Linked DNA regions of Homo sapiens: region 1 is linked to region 2. A link is a contact called in ENCODE Hi-C data. All regions are on one chromosome and are shown on one strand. The core of a region is the stretch at or near the end of the contact, and the rest is flanking DNA. Distances in the headings are between cores, read along the strand shown. Region 1 overlaps LINC02941 (long intergenic non-protein coding RNA 2941). Region 2 has its middle 60 kb from the start of LINC01625.

Region 1 (3,411 bases), core at 897-3,396, 550 kb after region 2:
CAACAGAGTGAGACCCCATCTCTACGAAAAAATAAAAACAAAAACAAAACAACAACAATAACAAAAACAATAAAATCAACTGGGTGTGGTCCTGCATGCCTGTAGTCCCAGCTGCTGAGGTGGGAGGACAGATTGAGCCTAGGAGCACGAGGCTGCAGAGAGCTGTGATTGTACTACTGCACTCCAGCCTGGGTGACAAAGCAAGACACTGTCTGAAAAAAGAAAAAAAAAATGTTTTCTTTTTTTCTTTCCCATAATTCACTGGCTCGTTTGCTTTTTGGGTACTTTTAATTTTCCCTCTAAATTTCAAAGTACTAGGTGTTAAAATCTGGACATTTGAAAGTTTGATTTGCAATCATCTAAACTCCTAAAAAACAGAGGTCTCTTTCTAACATTGATTTACTCTCAGAGGGTCACTCATAAACATATTCATTACAGGCACACTCCACGAATATTCAATAATACATCAATCACTAAGCTGTTTATGTTAAGAGACACAATTGAAATTGAACAATATAACTCAATAAAATTACTGGTCTTTTTATTTATTCATCCAAATCCTAGTTGCTCAGTCATTGTAAACAGATCCATTGGAAACAATTCACTTTTCTATTGTTTCAGGATTGATCTTCTCAAACACATGATTATTCTTAATTCAGACAAAATATTTCATTTCTTTAAGTACACCAGAAGGAATTAGAGCCAGCTGAATGCAATAAGAGAAGAGGAAGGAAGACGCTCAGTAAAAGGAAATCAAACCTGTTTACAAGTCTGGATCTAAACACTTGTGAGATTTGTGGTTTTGGAAACTACGTTCATATGTTAGAGGAGAAAATGATGAATACTGGATAAACATGGGTTTAAATGGCCTAGGCCAGATTCTTATTCCTCTTTGCACCCTAAGTATCTCTTTTAAACAAAGAGTTTCACTTAATTTCAAAAAGACCACATGCAGACAAAAGATCAATGAACAGCAGAGTGACAGAGAAATTCAATTTTTCCGAGAATGTTGATATATCTACCATCCAGAAGACAATTTAAAATATGGAAGCACTCATAAAAACAATTAATGTATGTAGTCATCATGAGATACACCAAATTATCATCTCATACTAGTGGTAAATCTTGGTTTCCTAAATCTGTTTTTTGTTTCCCGTTCTTCCACTTTGAATATATGATACTGCAAATATGCTAAACAGGGCCCTTGGGCAAATTAGAAACAGAGGTTGGCAAAAATATTAGGAATTTTTTTGTTTCAATTTAAAATGTGTTTTTTTAGAACGTAAAAAACTTAATATAAGTGTATTCTGGAATCATAAGGATGAACATCAACTAAACGAGTCCTGTCCTGGAACTCTAGTGCCCTTTGGCATATGTATTTATTTATCTACATTTTAAACTTAATAATTTTTTAAAAGTATGAGGACAGCTGGGTTGAAGCTATTCAATATGCAGTCATTTTGGATCAATGTGACTTCAAGTGATGGGTTACCAGAAAAGATGCTGGACTGTAAGAGTTTTTGAATTTGTGGGCTTAGGAATTTTGATGACTAAAAAAATAAAAAAAAAAGGCTAAAGGGAATTGGCATTTAAATTCCATGTGGCTGAGCTTTTTAGTTGCATTCAGACACTTCTATTTTTATTTCTTCAAGCTGGGCCTGTTTCCAAGAAGGAAGCTGTGGAATTATTGCTCTTACTCCCACATTTAGTGCAATCCCTTACAATACTAAGGATAGGTCAGATTTTTGCCCGTCCCCTGCATTAAACCTACAAGTAGATCAGATTTCAGGATAAGCAACAAGCAAAAAAGGACAAAAAAATTTCAAGTGAAACATTTGAACCAGCTTGACTTGAATTAGGGTCGAATCAACTGCATAATCTAATGTTCATAGAGTGCTTTGTCTTTAGAACCTGGCTGGTTTTACCCTATAACATTTAAGTTATTCTTCCATTTATTCTTTTTCTTCTTCTCTTCTTCCTTTTATTTTTATTACCCCACTGTGTTCCTATACATTTAAAAGGTTAGCTGTTTTTGTTTTATGCAATGGAAAAACTGTTGTTGAAGTTTTAGCCTTGAAAAGCACTGACTGTACCTAAAAACGGAAAGAAAGCACTCCTTTGCCTTGCCTCCCATTGGTTGTTTGGAAACAGCTGTTTGACGCCAAGTTTGTACTTCACTCTTATCAGCTCATTTGGTGAGATCAGAATGTGCCTGAATAACTCTGAAGGTTAAAATATGTTGACTGAATTTTCTGCTGCCACCATTCAGCAGCAGCTAGGCTATGCCTCTCATGATCATGACACGTAGTGGAAATTTTCCTGGCTTCTATACATCATCATCTCTGCCTGGTGAGTGTCATACTGAGGATGAGCACAGCAGGACGGCCTGCCAATGGGCCTGACAGAGCTGGCCTACGAACATATGGAATTGTGCTTCCAATGGAAAGCACACTATTTGCATTGACTTGTCATCATTCAGGGACCAAATTTTTTATTTTTGCCTTTTTATCAACCATTGGTGTCTTGTTTAGGGCATCTATAACTTTTTTTTTTTCAGAGAAAATTGGGCATTACGATTTTCTTACTCAATCTCATAATCATTTTAAGCATTCCAAAAATTATACTCCACTGGTCCTGACTGCTACTTAAATTGTATGCGTTCTTTCCAGTCCTTATTTACAATTTAACTCCAAATGCTTCATAGTACAAACAGAAGAGCCTTTGATTTTGATTTTTTTAATCATTCAATCTTACAGAATTGAATCATGCCATATTGTTATTTTTGCTCAGCAATTAGAAAATACTCACTGTCCAACAGTCCAAGAACTTTTAAGTATTACAAAATCCTTTTCCGTAATCTCATGTTAACAATACAGCCTTAGTTTAGAAGCATTTTCTAAAAGATGTTAAGCATTAACCTTGTAATTTGTGGTGTGCTTATATTTATCGCCAAATAATTTGCAGCATTTTGTCAGTTATTTATCTAGTTATTTATATGTTTATCTGATGCCTATGCTGAAATATTCAAGGGCTTTTACAAGTGTGCTGTGTTAGCAGAAAATACTGTTCAAGGGAGAAAAAAATATTCTTTTTCACTTGACTACTTCAATACAGCAACTACAGTAGTTACTGTATGACTTATTGAACAACCATTAGAAGGAAAGAGATGAAATAGATCAGCCAATCCCCTAAGTCATAGATACTGAATATCTACTTCGTGTGGGTTTATGTCTAAGATATCATGGGAGCTCCACAAAATATATAACTGTTACCCAAATGGCAAAATAGTGAACTTGGGATCAACATAAATTTTAAAAGGCTTGTACCTAATTTTTATTCTTTTTTGTTCCTCAAGTTCTTTTAAACTTAGAGCTTCCCTGGGCCTCAACCAGTGCCAGCTGGGCAAAAATT
Region 2 (3,187 bases), core at 133-2,632:
TAAGCCACTGCGCCCGGCCTAATTTTTGTATTTTTAGTAGAGATGGGGTTTCACCATGTTGGCCAGGCTGGTCTCGAACTCCTGACCTTATGATTCACCCACCTCGGCCTCTCAAAGTGCTGGGATTACAGGCGTGAGCCACCCAGCCCAGCCTTAACCTTGTCTTTTAAAGGCAGGGTTTGACACATACTTGGTATGAGAATGAAGGGTAGCGTGAATAAAAAGGAATAAGGGCCTTCCATTCAGAGGGACTGATTCTAGACTTTTGTAATGACTGCATTTTGGGTGAAACCTTTGTAAATTGAGACAAAAATGCCTGAGTTTGTCTTAAAAATTTTTATTTATTTTAAAAAATTCACCTCGATATTGGAAAAGATAAAGGTGTTAATGTGTACTACTCCAGCAGTGAGGGAAGGTTCTAGAATGCTCCCTGGTTGTTGCCCTCATACTTTGGGATGTTATGCTGATCCCTGCACCTTAAGTTCAAATTCCAGTTTCCTTGCTCAACTTGAACAACATGCAAGAGTTGGCTGTAAGGGCTGTTTTTTTATTTTTTATTTTTCTGCTTGGTTTTGTTTTGCTTTGTTTTTTAACCACGTAATTAAAGAATTGTGGATATAGATTAACTTCTCGCCCACTCTATCCCCTCCCGTACTGTTTTAACTAACAGGGACTAAGCACCATGGTCCTTTGATGGATTTCCTATTTTGATGGTAAAATCCTTGTTTTTCTTACAAAAAATATCTTCTCTGCTTCTGACAAAACTCTAATCTTGCCCTTCTGACTCCGAGTCCCTGCATGCCTCTCTTCCATGTTTCAGGAAGGAACAATTAGGCAATCCTGCCATGTTTCTTCTGAAAGTAGCAAAAACAGTGACTTCAAGAGCCCTTATGCTGAATCATGACATAGATATTTTTTTCTACACCACCCGGAACACTTTGAATTAAAGCAGGAAGCCTGATTCTAAGCCACTATTGCACTAAGCCCTGGAAAGAAAGAAGTGTGGAAGAAGGGAAGAGGATGGAAGAAAAACAACCTTTTCTGAGTAAAAAGTTTAGTCTTTCTTCCAGTGTACAGTTTAAAAATGTGGGCTCATTGGAATGAATTTGAAGGTTAGGTTACAATTTGCTTACAGCAGATTTTACGATTAAACTCATTGAATCAGCCTTTTTTTAACCCGTTAAGTGACGTATACATGGGATTAAACAGAATGAAATTCAGTTGTTTCTCAACTCACTCTCCTAGCCTCACATCTGTCAAAATCATTGCTGTTTGATTTTCTTTTCTGCAAAGGCCCCCGAGACACATTTGCCTTTAAGCGCTTGGGCACTGGTGGGAGCTGCGTGTTCTGGGTGTCTTTAAGTGCACTGGGCTGGGCTAGGCAACGCAGCTCGTGTGTCCCGGGAAAGCTGCAGTCTGCTGAGTGTAAGATACACACCCAGACCACACCTTCAGAGCCATGCAAAGCTGGAAGGAGACAGAGATAAGGTACACTGAAAGGAAGAAAGAAACTCCTCTCTCCAAGCTGCATCTGCTTGCTCAGGTGAGAGTGCAGTGCCTTGCCATTTTATTTTTCTTCTGATGAAAGAAAAGTGGCACTTGGCCTGCTCCTCTCAGTCAAGGGTTAAGAGCCATTTCTTCCTAGAGAGGTTTCCTGATACCCACTCCTATCCAGCTCTGACTTCCTGGCACCCCCCCTCAATGGGCTGCTCTTCGTCTTCTTTCTTTGTAGCCAGCTAGTGTACCACTTTCTCAGTCTCTCTCTCGACTGGGGAGTCCTCCTTCTTGACACTGGACTCCAGGAGTCTTGGAATATCTTTGCAGCCTCATGTCTAGCACTTAGTAGATGCACGATTGTTAATCGAATGAGCAAACAAACTGTGGGAACCCACAAAGCTGTTCTGACTTCCTGACTGCCCTGGTAAGCTAAATTTATGTTGCACCAGATAGGCCAAGCCTAACACTTCTTAAAATAGGAGATTCTTTGAAAAAGGGAGGGGAGTGAGGAGAGGAAAACAATGATAGAAGTGGTCTCCTGGTAAACAGAAGTAAGAGCCTTTGAAAGGATCAACAAATAAAAACAAGCTGATAATCTCTGTTTGGCTGCAAATACAGTATTCTAAATCCAGATTAGGTGCTACCTTACTTTATCAGTGTGGAGCATTCACAAATGCAGTTGTTCCAGTTTCTGCACGTATTTCTTTCCCTTTCAGTTCTGTGGTACAGTTGAAGCCATCAAAATGTTAGTATGATCTATACTAGTTATCTGGAAAGTTTTTAACTGCATCCTATAAGTAAAAAATTTATCAGCCCACATCTTCTCTTTTTATATAGCCATCAATTATCTGCATGCACTTCTGTGTTAGCATATCATGTACATTATAAAACATTATATATATATATAAATTAAAAGAAGATGATATAAAAACAGAAATAGAAATTCCAGGCCGGGCGTGGTGGCTCCCGCCTGTAATCCCAGCACTTTGGGAGGCCAAGGCAGGTGGATCACGAGGTCAAGAGATCAAGACCATCCTGGCCAACATGGTGAAACCCTGTCTCTACTAGAAATACAAAAAAATTAGCCAGGTGTGGTGGCGGGCACCTGAAGTCCCAGCTACTTGGGAGGCTGAGGCAGGAGAATGGCATGAACCCGGAAGGCGGAGCTTGCAGTGAGCCAAGATCATGCCACTGCACTCCAGCCTGGGAAACACAGCGAGACTCCGTCTCAAAAAAAAAAAGAAAAGAAATTCCAATATTTTCTCCCCAAGCCTGAGCAGATCATTGTTGCACCCTATGTGGGTGAGCTGGAGGCTGCCGCTATAGGCATGACTTTTGCCACCTGTAACTTAATGATTTGGGCAAAATCAGAGCTCCCCTCCTTTGAACTCTTGCAGGGGGATAGGTGGGATAGTGATGTGACTGTGGGCTACTCATTATGCTTCTCTCTGCCTCAGTTTACCTCTCCTTATATAGCCTTGTTTATCTTACAGAAATGTAGAGATTAATGGATGATATACCTCATTCTGGACTTTAAGAGTGAGGTCATTGATTTGACATATTGTATATTAATTCCTTCTAATCTCTTCTATTTTCTGGGAAAATTCTATTATTTCATTAAATAGTGTTGCTTCTCCCATTAAATAGGGGGTAATATTGTCATCTTCATCTTCAAATTGTGGACCTTTAG

The links. Hi-C counts contacts between places; a loop is a spot of excess contacts on that map. Pooled maps may share reads with other maps.
Region 1: a loop to region 2 is called in a pooled map, with 2.3 times the contacts of the local background. The contact joins two enhancer-like sites. A Hi-C loop is called at or near these places in 1 of 168 maps with a recorded cell type or tissue (ascending aorta) and 4 of 50 pooled maps.

What each region holds. Positions count from the first base shown.
Region 1 is chr6:140,077,250-140,080,660 of GRCh38, forward strand. All of the region lies in intron 1 of LINC02941 (long intergenic non-protein coding RNA 2941), which reads left to right. The region is part of intron 2 of LOC107986652 (a long non-coding RNA gene); the gene reads right to left. Among named protein-coding and RNA genes, the nearest start is that of LINC02941, 100 kb to the left of the region's middle. Within about 2 kb of position 2,147, at least 8 of the 41 ENCODE cell types and tissues checked have a DNase peak (open chromatin) inside an H3K27ac peak, as active enhancers do; they include ascending aorta, where a contact is called at or near this core.
Region 2 is chr6:139,532,874-139,536,060 of GRCh38, forward strand. No RefSeq gene overlaps it. Among named protein-coding and RNA genes, the nearest start is that of LINC01625, 60 kb to the left of the region's middle. RefSeq lists a cis regulatory region at 1,215-2,053. Within about 2 kb of position 1,383, at least 16 of the 41 ENCODE cell types and tissues checked have a DNase peak (open chromatin) inside an H3K27ac peak, as active enhancers do; they include ascending aorta, where a contact is called at or near this core.